3 separate regions of the Homo sapiens genome follow, and all the other regions are linked to region 2. Evidence: chromatin loops called from intact Hi-C (ENCODE). Cell type or tissue: MCF 10A. All regions are shown on one strand. Links, peaks and the distances in the headings refer to the core of each region. The heading gives the core; the rest is flanking DNA.

Region 1 (7,019 bases), core at 1,298-6,297, 51 kb before region 2:
ACAGGTACCTGTACAACTTGATATTTGAAAACAGGATTCATCACCATATATCCCCAGCCCCCGTTTTCTTTTTAAACAGGCCTCATTGCGTAATTCCTTTGCCCTGAAAAGTGTCACCACCTTTATATTTTTACCCCAGCCTTGGAGTTATCTTTTTCTGCTCTCCATTCTCCATGTCCAAAAACTTGCTGTCAGTCCAGTTTTTAATCAGTTTTCTCCTTGAGGCTTGATCTCCCATTTCTCTCATCCCATTATAGCTTTTCATGTAGATCTGAGGCCCAGGTTACTGTAATTCTTTTTTTTCCAATTTCCTTGCTCCCAGGATCCCCATCTTGTATAAAGTTTCTAAGGTGCTCCTCCTCAAACTCCATTTTTACAATATCCGTATTGTAAAATTTTCATTTTCAGTAACACCCAGTAGATAATTTTTCAAAGACGATCCTCCTCAAACACCCATTTTTACAATATCTCTATTGTAAAATTTCATTTTCACTAAGTAACACCCAGTAGATAATTCCTATGGAGCAGTGGTGTTCCAAATTCTCCATTACCTCTATGCCTAATATTCATCAGCCTTCATTACTCTCTAGCATATTCACCTTGATTCAACAGATTCAAACTTCCTACAGCCTTCTACTGATGTCTTACAAGCTCTTGCCTCTGTGCCTTTCTCATGCTATTCTTTTTGCTTAGATTGCTCTTTGGTCCCAGCTCATGTTCATCACTCCCTTCAAAGCCTTTCTTCCTTTATATCTTCTGACTGAGCTCTCCCTGATTGACATCACCTCATGCGATGACCTCCCTCATTCTGTGCTGCCTCAGCACTTATCTTTTGAGTTTGTACTGTGGTCCATGTACTTACTAATATGTTGCTTTGTAATTATTTTCTAGCACTCTGTGTTACAGTTTCATATTTGTATTTATTTCCAAAATTAAATTGTAAGCTCCTTGAGGGCAGGAATAATAACTTTTACATTTGTATCTCTGCACCCCCGAGTGCCTAGTATAGTGCTGAGCACATAGTAGGCGTTTAATAAATGCTTGTTGAAGTATTGTGTGGATTATTTGTGGTGGTATCTACAGAAATTTTTAAGCTGTTTTCAAGAATGTCTCTTACCACTTTGGGTGCTCAAAAATGTACAGACCTATTTTCGTATGCTAGCATAGTATATCAGGATCTGCCTCTACCTAAGAGTAAGGCCAAAAAAAATTCATCTTTAGGAAATTATGTGTGAAAAGCTGAAGCTCTCCATTTGGTCAGCCTTATTGGTCCAGAAAGAAAATAAGCACTAAAGACTATTGTGTGAAGGTTATAATTCCAAAAGTGCTTGAGAATAGGCTTTTGTATATGAGATTAGTGGTTCTCTTTGGGAGAAATTTGGCAATGTTTGGGGACATTTTTGGTCATACCATTGGTGGGCAGCTGGGATGCTATTGGCATCTAGTAGGTAGAGGCTGGGGATGCTGCTAAGCATCATGTTTGCACAGGACAGCACCTCACCCCCCCGCATCGCCCCGCCCCTGCCCCTGTCCCCGCCCCACAACAAAGAATGATCTGGCCCAAAATCCTTAATGCTGAGGTTGTGAGACTTGATATATTTAAGGTAAATAGGAGAAAGAGATACGAAGTACTGGCAATACAATTAGAAAAATTAGCTATGCCAAGCCTTAAGAGAATCCTGTGTGTGTGCATATTTTGTGGTTTTTAAGACTATAAAAGAAAAAGAAGACTTAATGTTTGGCATTCACAGCAACATATGTCAGGGTGTTGATAAACAATAAAGTTGATGATGTTTTAAGGTTGCTTTCAGCATCAGATCTGCCATCATCCCTATGCCAAGTGTTTCAGCATACAAGTGTTACAGAAGTACAAGTCTAGTTTTAGTCTTCCATATCTTGGTTCATTATAGCATCAAAGGTAAAATACTGGGGGCTGTCTCTTTAACAGAGGGGCTATAACATCAAAGATTTAGCCTTAAGGACAACATATGACCCTCAGTCCCTTGGACAGCCTCTAGGCAGGAATTACCAGCATGCCAAGGAAACCACAAGCCAGAATATTGTCAGAGTTTGTCAAGTAAAACCATTCCAGTTTTATTTGTTTTTAACGTAGTTTTTAACATACTGTGTTAATCCTATTTAGGAAGGCAAATATGTAGGAGGAAATGTGATTTCCTAAATTAAATCGTTAAAAAGCAGGCCTTTAGAAGCACTAGCTTGCTTTTGCAGCAGGGGTACTTAATTCAGCAGGTTTAGAAAGGTTCAACCCCTGGGTGCAGTGGCTTATGCTTATAATCCCAGCACTTTGGTAGGCCAAGGCAGAAGGATTGCTTAAGGCCAGGAGTTCAAGAGCAGCCTGAGCAACAGCAAGACTGTCTCTACAAAAAAAACTTAAAAAATAAAAAAGTTAATCGGGTGTGGTGGGATGCATCTGTAGTCCCAGCTACTCAAAAGGATATGGTGGGAGGATCCCTTGAGCCCTTGCAGTGAGCTATGATTATGCCACTGGGCGACAGAGGTCTCAAAAGTTCAACCCAAGTTAGAAAATCAGTTTAAATGTGTAATATACCAAAGAAATAACTGCTTGCTCTGTCATATTTAAATATTCATAGTTTAGAATGCTAGGTTTAGTGTTCCAATCCATTATTCTGTAAATGGAGGCTCAAAGAGGCCACTTGGTTAGGTTTCCTGGGGCTTTGCCCATTTCTTTTCTCCCCTAGTTATGCCCTCAGGTGTGACCCTTGTATATTCTTAATTCATGCTCTGCCATAAGATGGATTCAAACTTTGTGCCTCCACCTGTAATGATTCATTTTAGGAATTACTCCTTTTATCATCTTTATATCCAAACCAGTATATTTACTGACTACAGTGCTTTGAGTTAAGTTCTTTCATAAATAATTGAATAGCCGGAGAAATTTTGCAGTATCGCAGTCATGTTTTGAAAATATTGTTCTTGGTTCTTGTCTCTAATCTTTGAGAAAGCACACAGGATATAGTGTGTTGGCTTTCAGATCACTAATAATTAAGACCAGAGTTCTGTGGCCCCGTGTGTCGCTTTAAGGGATCCTGTAGGGCCCACACGAGAAATTTCACCAACTGCACTATCTTTAAATTCCAACATACACGGGTGGTCCTGCCCTGGATAAAACTCAGGAAGCAAAATCAACCTTCGAGAGAGGTGAGGTAGGAAGTCTGAGCATTGCCGACGGGCCGGAGCAAATCGCTCCCGGGCTAGACCCTGCCTACACCGCGGCGGGGACAGGTGGAGGTTTCAACCCCTGTTTGGCAACCTCGGGCGCAGCCAGGCCCCGCCCAGAAATTTCCGGGACACGCCCCGGAAGTACTGAGAGGGACTTCCGCCCCGAGGCGAGGCCTCGGAGCTGGTTGCTGCTCACAGGCAGAGAAACGCTGGTATGCATTTGGGTGTCGCTTGGGTGGATGTTGCACAGCTGCAACCCCTCAGACCTCGTCTCTCCGCGCCTGCCTGGGTGGAATGTGTGCAGGAACTCCAGGAGAGGCAACCCATCCTGGGACGGTGGGGATTGTATCCAAATGCAGTCTTCCAGGAAAGGGTTTTTCCTCGAGATTTAGTGCCGCAGGTGCCCAGAGTTGGGACTACTTCCCTTTCAGTTACAACCCTGGTTTTTACTGCCGTCTTCAGAGCTTCATTGAGTGCCAACTACAAGTGTGCTTCTGGTACCAATTGGTATCACTGCCCACCAGATCTTCAGCTCTCTTTTTCAAACAAAAGGGGGAAAATGCAAATAATTGGAAATAAATGTTCGGTGCTCTAAATTCAGGAGAGGCTTCTTCCACCACTTAATTGTGCCCGTGACATTTCATTTCGAATGCAGAATTTATTTTCTCTCTACTTCAGCTTGGCAATAAATGGCTACCCTTCCCTTTAGCAGTCACTTCCATCCACGCCAGGACCACCTTACAGCAACCTTAATGCTGTTCTCTCATGAGCCCTTCCACTATCCCAAGCAGTGCTTAAAGGCAACGGGGAAGATTACCACTGCAGACCTGCTGCCCCAGCATGTGATCTGAGAGCCCTTTGCAAATTAGCTCCTTATTTAACATTGCACTTCTTTCCCCCCATAACCCTTAGTAGTATAACACCTATGGCAATCTTTGCTTTTTCTTTGAGTAAAATGTTTCTTTTACAGAAGTGTTCCTGAAAACTCGTCAATTACAGGAAAAGCTGCATGACTGCATCTTTAGAGGAGATGGTTTCGCTGGTTCCAAGGATTCTGTTAATGAGAAAACTCCACAGGCCAGCATTCTGTAAGCTGGCTCCAGCAGCCCAGTTGACAGTGGCTGAGGCCAGTTCCTGATCATCCTGAGGAACACCAGGTCTGGGAGAGGGAACAGCACTGGCCAGGGGAGGGAGGATTTTCCTTGGGCAAGTGGCTAAGCTGGATGATTTCAAGGAATTGAGTGAATCCAGACAGCAGGTGGGGAGAGAGATTACCATCTTACAACTTTTGATCTCTTAGGGATTCTTCCCTTTTTTTCCCCTACTTTTTAAGCACGTAAGTCAGAAGCCACACTACCTGTGATTTTGGCCAAGTCATTTTATCTTTCTGTGCCTATATGTCATCTGTCAATGGGGATAATAAAAGCACCTGTCTAGAGTTGTTATGAGGATTACATGAACAGTACCTGCTACATAGGAAGTGCTATCCAGGTATTTGTTGTAATTATTTCTTACTTTGCTTACCTCCCTGGAATTAGCCTGTTCTGCTGATTTATTCATTTCCACAGCGATTCTTTGATAAATTCATGTGTTTAATTTTTTTCTGGCCCCAGCTGTTGGATACAGTCAGGAAATAGGCAAGAAATGCCAGCTCCGGAAGCAGAGGGAGAATAAGATAGTTATTCTCTAGTGCCACCCAGGAATATGCCACTGAAGTGTTAATGACAGACTCTTCCCTCTACAGGAGAGTTGTGCTAAACTTTGATGTTTTGTGGTCTTCTGGGGATTCTGGAAGTAAGGGACCTGAGGTGACTTAACAACAACTGCTGTATGACAGGATCAGGATAAGTGAGTTGTGAATGCTTAGCAGAGTCTGATTAAGTTCAGAGTGAAGCTGGAGCAGGAGAGAATCCAGCTCTGACCTGCCGTTTACACTTTTTTTTATCGTTCAGGAACTTCATCTTGGCTGCCAGTTTTCAGAAATAGAAATTGTAAATATATTTCCATTTTTTTGTCTTTGACTGCTTAAAGTGCTTTTGTTTGTTTGTTTTACCTCACAGGAGTTTTTATTCTATGTGGGTCAAGTTTACCAATCTTTTCATTAATGATCTCTGGATATTGGCTTATAAGGAGGAGGACTTTTCTTTTTTGAGATGGAGTCTCGCTCTGTCACCCAGGCTGGAGTGCAGTGGTGCGATCTCTGCTCACTGCAACCTCCGCCTCCCGGGTTCAAGCGATTCTCCTGCCTCAGCCTTCTGAGTAGCTGGGATTACAGGCACGCACCACCACACCTGGCTAATTTTTGTATTTTTGGTAGAGACGGGGTTTCACCATGTTGGTCAGGCTGGTCTCAAACTCCTGACCTCATGATCCACCCACCTTGGCCTCCCAAAGTTCTGGGATTACAGCCGTGAGCGACCGCGCCCGGCCAGGAGGAGGGCCTTTCTATTCTGAGGTTATAAAGGACTCACCTCATGTTTTCCTCTGGTACTTTTATGGTTTTATTTATAACATGTAAAACTGGTTTATTTGGAATATATCCTAGTTTATAGAGTAAGGTAGAAATCTAATTTACCATCTTTCCAGATGGTTATCCAGTTCTCACCATGCATTTGAAGAGTTCACTTTTTTTTTTTTTTTTAACTCATTTGCTACCTTTATCATATGCTAAATTTATGTGTCTATTTCTGGGCCTTCTGTTCTGTACCATTATCATGAGTACTACACACTTTAAGTATTAAGGCTTTATAATAAGTAAGTTCTTTAGGACAAGTGCCCTTCTTCCTCAGTTTCCCCAGGTAGTCCTGCATGTTTAGTCTTCTAGGTGAACATTAAAATCTTCTAAAAAGTTTCTATTTTCATGAGAATAGTGTTGAATTTACAAATTAATTTGGAGATTACTGGCTGAATACTACCCTGAGAAGCTGTAAAGTGGCTTAATCTGGGAAGCAAGCCCTAGATTGAAATTTCATCTTGGCTGTTTTAACAGGTGCCTGACCTCGGAAAATTTATTTGCTTCTCAGTTTTTATATATATGAGAGGAGGACTTTAACGTCTGCCCTGTAGGATTAAATGAGATAAAAAGCATAAAATGCCTTCTTGGGAGTAAGCAATCCTTTCTTCACATGGTCCATTCTAGTCAACTCACAAATCCCTGAGAGGGAAGCCTCCAGGATCCTAGAGTAGATGACCAGATGCCCAGGCGCAGGATCCACGGAAGTCAAAGTCAAGCTTTCTAGGCCGACAGCTGTCCTCAGTCGCTTGGTCAGATAGTCTAATCTCAGTTTTTCAGGTGAGTTCCCTCTTGACTTTCTTCTAGAGTTTTGCGTGTGCCCTGGAGTGGACACCCTCGGAGGATGGGAGAAACTGTGTACTGCGCCAGGTCGCCTCAGGCCTGCCTTTTCCCTCCATCCTTTCCCACCCCTCCCCTCTTCCACCCACTTTCTCACACTCCTCCTCTTTTCTCTTTCCTCCCTTTTCCTCCCTCTTCATCATCCTCCCTCTTATTTTTCTTTCCCTTCACTACCCCATCTCCTGCCTGGCCCTTCTGCACTGGCAGAGTAGACCCTCAGAAACCCTGGGAGGGAGGATGGCTGGGACAGGCTGATGTCTTGAGTCCTGTCCTTGGCTGTCTCTGAGGCTCTTAAGACTCCTAATTACAGGAGTGACTCCGACTTGCTTTTCTGACAGGGCTAAATTTCCGAGAGTGGGGTGCAGGAATGGAGACCTTATTTTCTCTTGGTCCTGGATCCTCAGTTCTGCTTTGTGTTGGTTTTTGTTGTTGATATTGTTGTTTGTTCATTTTGTAGAATATCGTT
Region 2 (7,019 bases), core at 978-5,977:
AGTGTGGTATTTGCCTCATCTCTCTGCTCTAATTGAATGCCTTGCACTTGTCTCCTAAAAATTTCCTTTCCCTGGATTTCACATAGTGCTCTTTATAATTAACCCAGAATATTCCTTTGGTGAAAACATACTCTCTTTTCAGAGGTTTGCACCTAGGATCTTTAGCAGTCAAGGCTCACCTGTCACCTTTGCTAAGAAGACATCTACTGATAAATTATTTTTAATCCAGTTGGTGTGGATACGAATAAATTAGCTGTCAAAAGTTTTGCAAGATTGGAGATATTTTGTTTTTAAGTTTTTTATTCTTTTGACTAACTAAATATGTACAACTTACCCTTGCAGTATTTAGAAAAATGGACAAAATACAGAATAGTTATTTAAAATGGGAAATAAGCCAAGGAATCACCAAATGATTTCCTGTAAATTAGATTTACTCCAAGAAATAGAAATTCCAGAATATTAATCATTTGTAGTTAAAATCTTGAATAAGGAGAGTTCCCCACGATGGATATAAATCTCATATTTCCTATAGTCCTTTGAAATAACAAATTCTTCTCCTGACTCAAAGACGAAGGAAAAAACATTCTATTGCAGACGGCCTGCATAGGTTGGTTTATGACGAGTCTTAACATGTAAAAGTTAAATTGTCATTTCCACAATACCTACCACTTCCTCAATCTTCCCAGTTTTAATAAACACTACTTCCACTTGCCCCACTACTCAAGCGAGAAGCAGGAAACTCATTATTGGTCCTTCCCTGTCACCAACTGTTTAGGTTTGCCTGGGACTGGGGGGTCTCTCAGAGACATGGAACTTTCTGTGCTGAAACAGAAAAGTTCCCAGCAAACTAGGATGAATTGTTCACCCTACTCATCACTCACAGTGTGTGTCCACCATTTTATCTCCAACATATATCTTGGACCCATCCACCTCTCTCCATTCCTATTGCCACTCTCCTAGTCTGAGCCACCACCACCTCTCGTGACAGCTGCTGCCCTGGCTTCCCAACTGGTCTGCTCACAGCTATTTCTGGCCACCTGGTCTCTCCAGAGCAGCTAGAATGATCTTTCAAAGAAATCAAACAGGGCTGGGAGCTGGTAGGAAGAAAGCCCAGGCAGGACCTGGTGAAAAAATAGCAGTTAGAATCACTATGCCAGAGAACACGATTAAAAGAAGGGTTTCCACTGTCCTGAAGCAGTCTGTGGAATCAGATCCTTTATAGGTAGTGTCTGCCAGCTTGAACTACAAGATGTTAGGAAAAAACTCCATCTTGTCCTACATAAAATCGTTCCATTGGTAAATCTAATGGTCGTTTCTTAATATTATACTTTATTTCTCAGCTGTGTTTGACTGTTCACTCTTATGTCTTGAATAATTTAAATTTATCTTTACTTTAAAAACATTAATTACTAAGTAACGTACTCATTATGAAAAAAGTAAAATCTTGAAAAAACCTTTAATATAGAAAGTTAAAAAGCTTCATATTCTCACTGTTAGAGATACCAGCTATTAACAAGTAATATACATCCTTCTGGAGGTTTTTTATGTTTATATCAATCAGAGCCTTCCAGAAGTCCAAAAGGTTCATGCCATCTTCATTTTCAGTGTATAAAAAAAAAAGAAATGCCAAATAAGATTTGAGAATATTGAAGACCTTTAATTTAACTCTTAAAAAATACACAGTAGTTGTATGTATAATACATACACAGATATACATACACATACATAATACTTCTTTAAAGATAATATGAAAAGTCTATGTTTAGAACCTTCTTAAAATTGAGCCTGAAGCTAAATGGCCCTCACCAACATTAAATATCTAAACTCTCTATCATCTAAAACAAACAACCGTACTATACATACTGTTCTGCAACTTGCCTTTTTTAAAAAAAACTTAGAAGTGGGAAAATAGGCTGGGCAAAGTGGCTCATGCCTGTAATCCCAGCACTTTGGGAGGCCGAGGGGGGCGGATCACTTGAAGCCAGGAGTTGGAGACCAGCCTGGCCAACATGGCAAAACCCCGTCTCTACTAAAAATACAAAAATTAGCCAGGCATAGTGGCATGTGCCTGTAATCCCAGCTATTGGGGAGGCTGAGGCAGAAGCATCGCTTGAACTCGGGAAGTGGAGGTTGCAGTGAGCAGAGATCACCCCACTGCATGCAGCTTGGGCGACAGAGCGAGACTTCATTTAAAAAAAAAAAAAGTGGGAAAATATTTATAAACTACTATGTATAGAACAGCATTATTCCTATTAATAATCACATACCACTTTAATGTTTTGCTTAATCATAATTTATTTAACTAAGTATTCCACTTTGGTGGACATTGGGTCGTTTTAATGTTTAACACAGGTGTGAGAATAAAAAAGAGCCTCTCCCAACAAAGCTGAGAACAGAGATAGGACATTTCACAGGGAGGAAAAAAAGCACCAACATTCTTCTGGTAGAAAAGAAAAATTTCCCCTCCAAAATTCTGCACCAAATATCAAAAAGCACACAAACTCTAACGAGTGTAAGAATCTTCCTTCCTTCCTTCCAGTTTTTTTTGTTTGTTTTTTTGTTTGTTTGTTTTTGTTTTTGACAGGGTCTCATTCTGTGGCCCAGGCTGGAGTGCAATGGCGGCAATCAGGGCTCACTGTATAGCCTTGACGCCCCCAGGGCTCCAGCGATCCTCCGCCTTAACCTCCTGAGTAGCTGGGACCACAGGTGCGGGCCACCACTTCCGGCTGATTTTTGCAATTTTTGTAGAGATAGGGTTTCTCCATGTTGCCCAGGCTGGTCTCGAAATTCTGAGCTCAAACAATCCACCCGTCTTGGCCTCCCAAAGTGCTGGAATTACAAGCGTGAGCCCCCGCACCCAGCCTCAGGCTTCTTTTCTTGCTGATCATTTTATAATTGAGGTTGTCAGAGCTGGAAGGGACGTTAGGGGTTACTGTTCTGCTTCTCAAGTTGGGTTGGATTTAGTGAGTGGGCTTAGTTAAGAGCCACAATTAGGACCAGGCATCCTGACTCCCGCACCAGGGGGTTACCCACCCCACAGGCCCTTCCCAGTGTCGGTAGCAACTGGACTGAGCCAATCTTGTGCTAAACACAAAAAGACTTTCTTTCTTTCACTGTCCTGACCAAAGCAAGAGGAGTGCCATCGGGGTGCCTGCGCGCCTCTAATTTTTGTAAAAAAACATGTTCTCACCTGTTGCTGATTTATCATAGACTGATCAACACCAACTCCTAGAGAAAGTAACAAAAGAGAAAGGAGGGCATCTCCTGGCCCTCGGGCATATTACAGAAGCAAATGAAAAGGAATTACAGTCAGGTTTCTGGTACGTCACAGAAAACAGGAATCTAAGGACAAAGTTTAGATCGGGAAGCAAATCAACCCTTTGAATGCAGAATAAAGTGGCAGAAGGACCCGGCGAAGGTCCCAGCGTGTCTCGAGGGGCATACAGGGCGGCCAGCTGGAGCCGGGTCAACAAAAAAGCAGGTGATTTTTGTCTACCAATGAATGCCGGCACTGGTTCAACCTATTATTAGATATTTGCCAAGTAACTTCACTACTCTAAGTGACAGTCGTCATTTTTATGGTGGTTGTGAAATGTGTCTTAATTAAGACACCTGACTCAGACTGTGGTTATGGGGATTAAACCAGGAAAAACGATTAGATCATGTTTCTACAAGACTCACTGGGAGCACTACACAGACGAAGAAATTCAAGTTGTTGATTCTTTGTGTGACGAGGTGGCCGAGTGGTTAAGGCGATGGACTGCTAATCCATTGTGCTCTGCACACGTGGGTTCGAATCCCATCCTCGTCGGCTGCATAGCAAGCCTTTTGTTCCAGGAATCACAAATGATATGGTAAGCACTTTATTTGGCAAATTCATTCCGTATTCACCAGCCATTTCAATAATTCCCTCTGATCTTTCCTGCTCTCTGCTTCTTTAGTAACACTTGTCTTAGCTGTGAATGTAATTTGTTAGTTGATTTATTTGATTCAGGCTTCATTCTCATGCAAATTTTCATTCCTTCACAAGTTTTGCTTAGCGGGATTCCCCATTGAGGAAACAATTGAAGATTTAATTGAGGGCTATAGAAAAACATTGCCTGAAAAATTTAAAGGTACTTATAAAATCATAAAGAGTTACATATGCAACATTATGGGTATTGAACCGTATGGGTTACTTAAGGCATTTTCAGCCTAATTGTATATCTCTACTGAAATTTTCATTTATTATCTTAATGCTAACTTTTAAAGCAGTCACTATTGCCTAAGGATTCCATCTTTGAAAAAGGAAGGAGAGTGAGAGTGTCTCTTAGAGATATAGCAAAACTTACAAATACATTCCATAGAACATTTCTAGTTAGTACTAAAGCATTTCCTCCTGAGAAAGGAAAGAAGAATGTCAGTATTATGTAGTTTCCATTTGTAACTTCCATCTTGGCTGATCTTTTGAGAGAAAAAAAGGAATACACATAATTTTATTCAGTTTATTCAATTATTTTCATTTCGAAAATAAGTACTACATTCACATGATTCAAAAAATATGAAAAGTTGTATAGCAAAGTTTTGCCACTAATTACCTACTGCCATCAGTAGGACACTCTTATTAGCTTTCATGTATCCTTCCAGAAACATATATAAGACTATTATTTATAAGACTTGCATATATAAGACTACTAATCTCTCAAAGATATACTCTTAAGTGAAAAAAGCATGATGCAAGACAATATGTATAGGTGCTACTTGTAAAAAGAGGTAAACATACCTGTGTCTGAAGATATATACATATATATATAATTTTGAATATAGCATTTTATGTGAGTGTCTATATTTACAATATAAATGTCTAGGAGTAGATATACTGTGTCCTGGGTAACATTCATTTGTAAGATACTGTCAAATTTCTTCCATAGAAGTTGTGTTGACTTACCCTCCCAACAAAGTGAAAAGGAGGTCAGACCACACCTGCTTATGCAGCCCTTACAAGAGAGATTATTGTTTCAACTAGCGTTGTCCCAGATCATCTAAATGGAAGCTCAAGTACTCACAGTGAGGAGGAAGTGATTGAGAATCCTGGATTCTCATAAACTCAGTGACCTTGGTTTATTACAGATTTTCTGGGTAACTACTGGCAGTTTATACACTGGGCTTCATAAATATTCAATATTTAATGGATTTTTAGGGATTAATGGTGTTGAGCTTTGTGTGATTTGAGAGCACGACTCATTCGATTGTTTTAAATGGGAATGAGAATTTTAAATTGTCTAAGTCAGAGGTCTGAAATTGGATCACTGGCTTCAAAGCATTATTAGCTTTTGGCCTGATGCGATGGCTTATGCCTGTAATCCCAACACTTTGGGAGACCGAGGCGGGTGGATCACCTGAGGTCAGGAGTTCGAGACCAGCCTGGCTAACATGGCTAAAACCTGTCTTTACTAAAAATACAAAAATTAGCTGGGTGCAGTGGCACACGCCTGTAATCCCAGCTACTCCGGAGGCTGAGGCAGGAGAATCTCTTGAACCCCGGAGAGCGAAGTTGCAGTGAGCCAAGATCACACCACTGCACTCCAGCCTGGGCAACAGAGCAAGATACTGTCTCAAAACAAAACAAAACAAAACAACAACAACAACAACAAAAAACCATTATTATGCCGACGAGATTGCTCTAATTCAGTGGTTCTTAAATGTGTGGTCTCTGGAACAATAACATCATTATCACCTGGGAAAAAACGCTAGGTCTGGGGTCCAGCAATTTGTGCTTTAAAAAGCTCTCCAGGTGATCCTGGTTTATGCTAAAGTTTGGCACTGCTGCTCTAGTTTTGTTTTGCCTCCCCCTCCCCTTCTAAAACATGGTTAATCTAGATTCTGTGTGATTTGGTAAAATCTTCTCTCTCTCAGGATCCACCTTCCTCTCATCATTCCAACATCAACTGAGGGTCTATCCTGCCAGGATTAATCCCTCTAACTCCTGCACTGTCGGAGGGCCACAGAGCAGTAATGTGGTGTTAAAGACAGTAGCCAAAGACCACCAGGAACAAAGCAAAATCAGATTTAATACATAGATGAAGTGACAGGATATTCCAGAGTAACGGAGAAATGCAGTTCAACAAGAGGCTGGAGAGAACTGTCTTTTGTAAGGTTTGGGTTCCCATTCGAGGATTCTGAGGAATCTCTAAGAGAAGCAGGATCAGTTCTGGATTGCTTGGTGTTTCTGAGGTGGGGTTAGGAGTAGTGGGGATTAGCTAGGGATTGGGCGTTGTCACAAGGAGAGAGTGATCTTCGGTATCCCCAGTAGTACATGGATGGGTGTGGCAAAGCGGGTATGCGCACTCGTAAAAAGGCAGCAATTGCTCAAAGAGGGGACCATTGCGACATTTTACGGCTGCTGCATGATCTTGGAAAACAGTGTTTCCTGTTAACTTTGCATCTGGCTTTACCTGTCCTCCCAGCCCCTGGTAACAGCTTTTGGGGTTTTTTTGTTTGTTTGTTTGTTTTCAATTGGAGGAGATTTCCTTTCTTTTCGTGGTGACAGGTTTTCACTCTTCCCAAAACTTAGGAAACTGTTCTCCGGCTCAATGGGGTGGGAAGTTACCCGGAACGCAATTTCTCCTCCTCCGGCCTGAAGTCAGGTTGGCGGTAGGATTGCCAGATAAGATACAAAATACCCAATTAAATTTGAATTTCAGATAAAGGAAGAACAACATTTTGCATACAAATCAAGCAACACTACCTGGTGAGGCCGGGCGTCCGTGAGCGGGCTATGGGGCAAAGAGAGAGGCGAGGAGCGCCCCACTTGCCAAAGGAAAAAAAGTTCATTACCCTGCTCCCCTGGCTCCTGTCCACGTCTGCCTGGCCTTGTAGGGTTGGAGAAACAAACCCTCTTCTGGCAAAGGCAGAGGGGCAAACACTCTTCTGTGATCCAAACAGCTGGGAGTGCAGAGTCCCTGTCCAGGATACCACCCCTCACTGTATTAAGGTCCAGTGGGGTTGGGTCAGGGCAGTGAGGGGGATGGCAAGAAGTA
Region 3 (7,019 bases), core at 970-5,969, 310 kb before region 2:
AACTCTGATTTTTATCTTGCCCAAATTCCCATCTAAGGGGTCTGGGGAGTCATACCCTACAAATCATAAATTCTCATCAGATGGGTTTTATTTAACCCTATATATCATGACTTACTTTCCAACCTGACTCTGGCATAAAACATTATGAGACAAGGAAGAAAATCAAAATATTTTACACCAAAAAACATGTTTCTTTGCCATATTTTGAAATGGCCCTGCAAAATTGTTTTTTTGTGTGTGGGAAAATTTGTGTCTGTAAAGAATCTCTATTAACATAGCTAGATCTTTTTCTTCCAGACCCTCCCAATCCTAAAGAGATTAACTAAGATCTGAGTAGGAAACATTTGTTATCATCTATTGTCTCTAAGGGCAGCCACTGTTAAGACTTCAAAAGAACTTGGTCTCAGGTTCTTAACCTGAACACTCCCTTTCTATCAATCCCAGGTCTTTAGACAAATTCAACCAATTGTCAACCAGAAAACGTTTAAATTCACCTGTAGCGTGGAAGCACCCCACCCTGACCCCCCACCCAATACTCCTGCCCCGCCTCGGCGTCCTGCCTTTCTGGACCAAACCAATGTATTTCTTAAATGTATTTGATTGATGTCTCCTGCCTCCCTAAAATGTATAAAACCAAGCTGCGCCCCGACCACCTTGGGCACGTGTTCTTAGGACCTCCTGAGGGGTGTGTCACAGGTCATGGTCATATTTGGCTCAGAATAAATCTCTTCAAATATTTTACAGGGTTTGACTCTTTTCATCGACAAGATCAATAACAAAGGTAACACCAGTTCAAGGTTAGACAGACAGTTACTGGATGGATGTCCTTATAAAAATATTTTTGTGTAAATTTGCAAGGGCCTTTATACAAGGTTGAGGTTTTTACAATGTTTTGTGATAGTTTTTATGATCAGACATACAAATATAAAAACCCACTCCTCATGGCCTTCCTGGGATCTATTTGTCAGAGTTTTCTTAACATTAGTGATTACATTTTGATTCTGACAACTTTCACAATACAGTGACAGTGTGCTCTCAGGCCCCAAAGTGTCTGTCTTTACAAAATGACTATCTCTATATAGCTGCTCTCTTTTCAGTTTCGTGCTTGCTAATAGGAAACTATATACAGAAAGAAGAATGGCAGCCTTGTACAAGATTAGGAGGTAAATTGAATTCACTACTTTGCAAGGAGGCTCTGTCTGCAGTCACAATATCCAAGAACAAACTGAAAATTCATTTCTTAAATAGGATCCAGGAGAAAATAGAAAGTAGAGTTCCATTTTTCTTGGCTTTTTTTTTTTCTTTTAGATAAATCACATGTGCCTCTGATTATCTGTGTGATTAGAAAGTTTCTTATTGAGAACAGTGTTGGAGTTTGAGACCACCCTGGCCAACATGGTGAAACCCCGTCCTTACTAAGAATAAAAAAAATTAGCTGGGAGTGGTGGTGCTCACCTGTAATCCCATCTACTTAGGAGGCTGAGGCAGGAGAATTGCTTGAACCCAGGAAGTGGAGGTTGCAGTGAGCTGAGATGGTGCCATGGCACTCCAGCCTGGGCGACAGAGCAAGACCGTCTCAGAAAAAAAATTGTATTGCCATGGGCCTATATATAAGCAAGAGTGAAAATGAAATGGGACAGATGAACATCAAAGTCATAATAGACTTGACCTGAGAAAGTCGATAACAGGTCTGGGGATGGAGTTGAAGAATACTTAAATTTCATGAGTGTTTTCCTCTTTTCTCTAAATATAAAAGAGACTTGTAGTTTACATGTCATGATGTTAAATAATAGATCAAATCCATGTGGTCACTTTTGAACTGTTCTATACTTTTTTAAAAGGTGAAATAAGATCGTGAGTAATGAGGAATACTGATGTTTCGGTTTGGTGAATTGGAAATTGTGGCTATTAACTAATATTTACCAACTCACCAGTATCTAAGATGTGCCAGGACTTGTTCTAGGTATGATGGCAACCACAATGCCAAAACACAAAAATCTGTCCTTGTAAATTTACTTCCCATGAGAGAGAAAATACTAAATCAATAAAGACACAATATGCTGCATAGTAATAAGTGCTAAGGAAGAAAACAGACTAGGAGCAAGACATTTTTTGGAAGAGTTGTTATTCAAAATAACTTCACGGTCTGGCGAGAGGGTTCACGCCTATAATCCCAATACTTTGGGAGGCCAGGGCAGGATAATCATCTGAGCGCAGGAGTTTGAGACCAGACTGGGCAAAAAAAGTGAGACACCTTCCTCCCACCCCACATCTCTCCAAAAAAAAAAAAAAGAAAAAAATTCAGCTGGGCTAGGTGGGGAGCACCGGTAGCTCCAGCTACTCAGAAGGCTGCTTAAGCCCACAAGTTCGAAGTTGCAGTGAGCTATGATCGCACCACTTGCACTCCAGCCTGAGTGACAGAGTGAGGCCCCGTCTCAAATAAAATATAAAATATAATATAATATAAAATAATAAAAATAAAATAAATACTTCCAGTTCTCTTTAACTGAATCTCTAAAAATTAGCTACCTGTAAACTTGGAACTCTAAACTAAATTATAGTTTACAAACTGGTAGTATGCTGAGGTGGAGATATTTCAGCTCATGGACTTAGTATCAATTCCTGCTCTTTAAGATGGGGTACCTCTAATTTCTTAACTGAAAGCTGCTTCCTGATTTTCTCCTCAAAGGCATGTGAATACTTCCATTTGCTGTCACTTTTCCTTTGAGTGAGCTGGCAAGGGAAGGAAGGTTGGTGAGAGTAAGTCGTAAGTATCTTTTTAGAAAAAGAAAAAAAAAAAAATAGCAGAGGATGGTTTCGATCCATCGACCTCTGGGTTATGGGCCCAGCACGCTTCCGCTGCGCCACTCTGCTCTATACGGTAGTGATATTTGCAGTGAATTCTTTATGATGTTTTCCTCAAAACTTGGTGGGGATTCTGGTTTTTTGGTATGGTTAAACAAATCTGATTTCCACACCCCACCAAGGGCCACTAGTTCTATTTATGCTGCAAACATGAGGATGAGTTCAGCGTGTATTGGTATCAAACATTATGAAAGCAAAAAAAACCCTCGATGTTTCTGTAAGAAAACAGCATGTCGCTGGCCTGCCTGCTTTATCATGTAGTCAAAATGTAAGGGTAAGGCAAAAAAGGCATAGGGAAAATATCCACCTTCTGAAATAGAATACGTAGTTTTCAAGAATAAAACGTCATCGTTGCATTGGCCGGGAATCGAACCCGGGCCTCCCGCGTGGCAGGCGAGAATTCTACCACTGAACCACCAATGCCTCGCGTACAAAAGAAGCCTTGTCGTCTCTAGGAAGGCTTTGTCGTCTTTCAGGAATCCAACTAATACCATAGGCTGTGTTTTCAAAAAGATATTTAGGTGGCTTTCCGTTCTTATTGAATAGAGCCTCTTAATAGAGCCTTCTTCCCTTCTTTTCAGGAAGAAAAAAATCCCTTTCACTGTAACTTCAAAGCGTCTCCTGCAACACTGGAGGCTGGCCCACGTGTGGGCGGCCCGGCTCCCGCACGGTCTCTGCGGCGAGGTTGGACTGCTCTGGCTGGGCCAGCACCTCCGCCCCGCGGGTCGCGGGCGCCTGCTCTGACTATATATAATAATATAGCCAATTCTTTTGATTAATATTATTGTGGCTACCTTTTCCAACCTTTTACTATTTACTTATGTGTGTCATTATATATACATTTATATACACATACACACACACATATGTATTTTATTTTATTTTATTTTATATATTTTTTGAAACAGAGTCTCCCTCTGTCACCCAGGCTGGAGTGCAGTAGCACGTTTCATGGCTCACTGCAACCTCCGCCTCCCGGGTTCAAGCGATTCTAGTGCCTCAGCCTTCCAAGTAGCTGGGATTACAGGTGTGCTGCTACCGTGTCCTGCTAATTTTCATATTTTTAGTAGAGACGGAGTTTCCCCATGTTGGCCAGGCTGGTCTCAAACTCCAGACCTCAAGTGATCCACCCACCTCAGCCTCCCAAAGTGCTGGGATTACAGGCGTGAGCCACCATGCCCGGCGAATGTCCTTATATTTAAAGCACCTTTCTTATAGACAGCATATAGTGGGCCTTGCTTTTTTATCAGTCTGATGATCCGTGTCTTTTTGTTGGAGCATAATGTGGGACACATTTTGGTACTGGAAATGATGTTTAAAGAAAAAACCTGTGACATATTTATGGGAATATGATTGTTACTCAATGTAAATAATTTAGAAAAGTAAAATACGATAAATATGACAGTGTATTTTGTGTCTATATTTAAATTATACACAGAGAGACAGACGGTATTATCTTCCTAATAATTCCACTATCCATATGGTGCTAATACTTATGCACCTTTTAAAAAACTATATCGATCTCTTATATCTGCAAAAAAGATTTTATTTTTTCACCAATTTTTGCCCTGTGGTCAACTCAGTGTATGTACTGAAAAATGATATAATCTATGTGTTTGTTGTTTTAAACAGGAAAATGTATACAGTTTACAAATTCTCATGATAGATAGTAATTATACTACAAGTAGGAATAAAGTTGGATTCCTGCTAATTTCCTTAAGAATCTAAAATTTAAAAAATCTGATCCTTCAAAAGTAAATTTTATGCTCTTTTCTTTGGAAGATGATGGACTATATAGCCCTAAGTGATACAGATGATGCAGTACCATGAATGATGGCCCTTCCCAAAAGATATGTCTACGTGATAATCACTGGAATCTGCAAATGTTACCTTATATGGAGAAAGATGTGATTAAGAATCTTGGGAGGAGGGATTTATTCTAGATTATCTGAGTGAATTCTAAATGCCATCATGAATCCCTGTAAGAGACAGGTAAAGAGGGATTTGACTGAGGCTCACACAGAAAAGAAAGAGATGAAAATGAAGCCAGAGCTGAGAGTGATGTGGCCACAAGACAGGGACGAGCAGGGCATGCCCATAGTCACTAGAAACCAAAAAAAGCAGAAACAAGTTCATCACCACCACCACACCTCGTCTGCCCACCCACCCACCACCCTCCAGAGAGAACATGGCCTTGCTAGTACCTTGATTTCAGACTTCTGGCTTCCAGAACTGTGAGATAATAACTTTCTATTGTTTTAAGCCGTCAAGCACATGGCAATTGGTTATGAAAGCCCTAGGAAACTGATACAGTTGATTACTTCATTGTATCCTTTATTTAAATATTCCATTATACCCCATTTTTTATCTTCAGGAAGTTTTTTTAAAATCTAACCAAATTTCTCCTATATTGTAGTTGACAGAGCCATACACTTTTTGGATGGAAAGGGATCTTGAAAGGGATCTTATAAGTCACGCAGTCCAACTTCCCTTGGGCTGCTTCTCATATTTGAAAATCATCTCCACAGATATTTACCCATTCAAGCCATTTCATGTTTTCTAGCGTTGACTTCTGTATGCTAAATCAGAATAGCTTCCATCCAGTTCTTTCCTTGGAATCAACTCAATTTCTTTTACATGACATTATTCCAAAGGTTTAGTTATATCTATCATTTTCTCTGCTGCTTTTGTTTCTTTGGTCATTAACAGAAATTGTTATCACAAATGTTATTTCACAAAAGGAAATTCCTAAAACAGAATTTAAAAAGGAAAGACATTAGGTAGATTGTTTAATTCAATCTCTATTTTATATAGAATTCTATTTTCCCTCATTGCCAGAAATGGTCAGCTATTTCATCATGGTATAACATCTATTTGTGTGTGTGTGTGTCCTTATATCATGCTCAGATCTACTTTTTAATTTTTATGCATTAGTAGAATTTATAACCTTTATGAAACAAACTAAGCTATGCACATGATTTCCCTTTAAATAGCTGAAGAAAGCTACTGCTTCATGATTTGACAAAGCATTTTCTACCCAGCATTGAAAAAATCAATGCCTTCAATAATTCTTCAAGAGGCATGATGTTCTGATTTTTCAATTCTCTAGTCATTATTTTGTGTAGGCATTTTAGTTTTATAATGTATCTCTTAAAATATAAATCCTCAAACTAAAGCCAATAATCTACATGTTTTATTATCCATATGTCTTAGCTGGTATGGGATTCACTGCCAATCATATTTCTATTAATACTATTATGTAGTATATAATTGAAGTAAATGTGTTTGTCTTGATTTACGTGAAATTTCATCCTTTTATTTATTGCTTTTAGTTTTTAATTTTATTTCTGACTTCTTTGGAATTATTACTTTCCCAAAGTTTAGTGTCATTTTTAACTTATGAAGTCTGTTCTCTTTAAATTCATGCAAGTTATTTATAAGTGCATATTCTAGTAGGATAAAACATTTAAGTCTTATAATAATAATATTTTCATGGTGATAGTGTTTTATTAATCACCTTCTGAGTGAGGTTTTACAAAAAGATAGGGACAAATGGAACTGCTTTCACATTTTGGTCATTATTGCTCCATATTGTACGGAAGTAGAATAAGAATTGTTTGCAAATTCTATTCGGAAATCAAGATTTATGGAAGTCCTAGCCAGAGCAATCAGGCGAGAGAAAGAAGTAAAACACATCCAAATAGAAAAAGAAGTGCAACTATCTCTGTTCACTGAGGATGTAATTCTATCCCTAGAAACCCTGAAGACTTTGCCCAAAGTCTCCTGGAACTGATAAACTACTTCAGTAAAGTTTCAGGATCCATTTACATGCAAAAATTAGTAGCATTTCTATACAGAAATAATGTTCAATCTGAAGCCAAATCAAGAAGGCAATCCCATGTACAATAGCTACACACACACAAAATTACCCAGGAAGACATCTAATGAAGGAGGTGAAAGACCTCTATTAGGCCGGTCGCAGTGGCTCACGCCTGTAATCCCAGCACTTTGGGAGGCCGAGGTGGGCGGATCACGAGGTTAGGAGATTGAGATTGAGATCATCCTGGCTAACACGGTGAAACCCTGCCTCCACTAAAAATACAAAAAAATTAGCCGGGCGTGATGGCAGGCGCCTGTAGTCCCAGTTACTCTGG

The links. Peaks named below come from ENCODE experiments on the same cell type or tissue, not always from the same donor. Only the 100,000 strongest peaks of a DNase experiment are listed, where the experiment ranks them.
Region 1: a loop joins it to region 2, with 5 times the contacts of the local background. A loop is called at or near these places in 10 of 110 quality-filtered maps.
Region 3: a loop joins it to region 2, with 14 times the contacts of the local background. A loop is called at or near these places in 15 of 110 quality-filtered maps.

What each region holds. Positions count from the first base shown.
Region 1 is chr6:28,158,409-28,165,427 of GRCh38, forward strand. It overlaps ZKSCAN8 (zinc finger with KRAB and SCAN domains 8), which reads left to right. Exons shown (of 6, transcript NM_006298.4): 6 at 1-1,052. It also overlaps the pseudogene ZKSCAN8P1. Among named protein-coding and RNA genes, the nearest start is that of ZKSCAN8, 20 kb to the left of the region's middle. RefSeq lists an enhancer at 3,396-3,445. In MCF 10A, for the core only: no CTCF peak of the experiment used is centred there; a DNase peak (open chromatin) is centred at 3,343.
Region 2 is chr6:28,209,308-28,216,326 of GRCh38, forward strand. TRS-GCT5-1 (tRNA-Ser (anticodon GCT) 5-1) reads left to right here and starts at 3,730; the gene lies at 3,730-3,811. It also overlaps the pseudogene TOB2P1. RefSeq lists an enhancer at 3,630-4,306. In MCF 10A, for the core only: no CTCF peak of the experiment used is centred there; a DNase peak (open chromatin) is centred at 3,684.
Region 3 is chr6:27,899,691-27,906,709 of GRCh38, forward strand. TRX-CAT1-7 (tRNA-iMet (anticodon CAT) 1-7) reads right to left here and starts at 2,874; the gene lies at 2,803-2,874. It overlaps TRG-GCC2-3 (tRNA-Gly (anticodon GCC) 2-3), which reads right to left and starts at 3,288; the gene lies at 3,218-3,288. RefSeq lists cis regulatory regions at 2,156-2,414, 2,640-3,712. In MCF 10A, for the core only: no CTCF peak of the experiment used is centred there; a DNase peak (open chromatin) is centred at 3,311.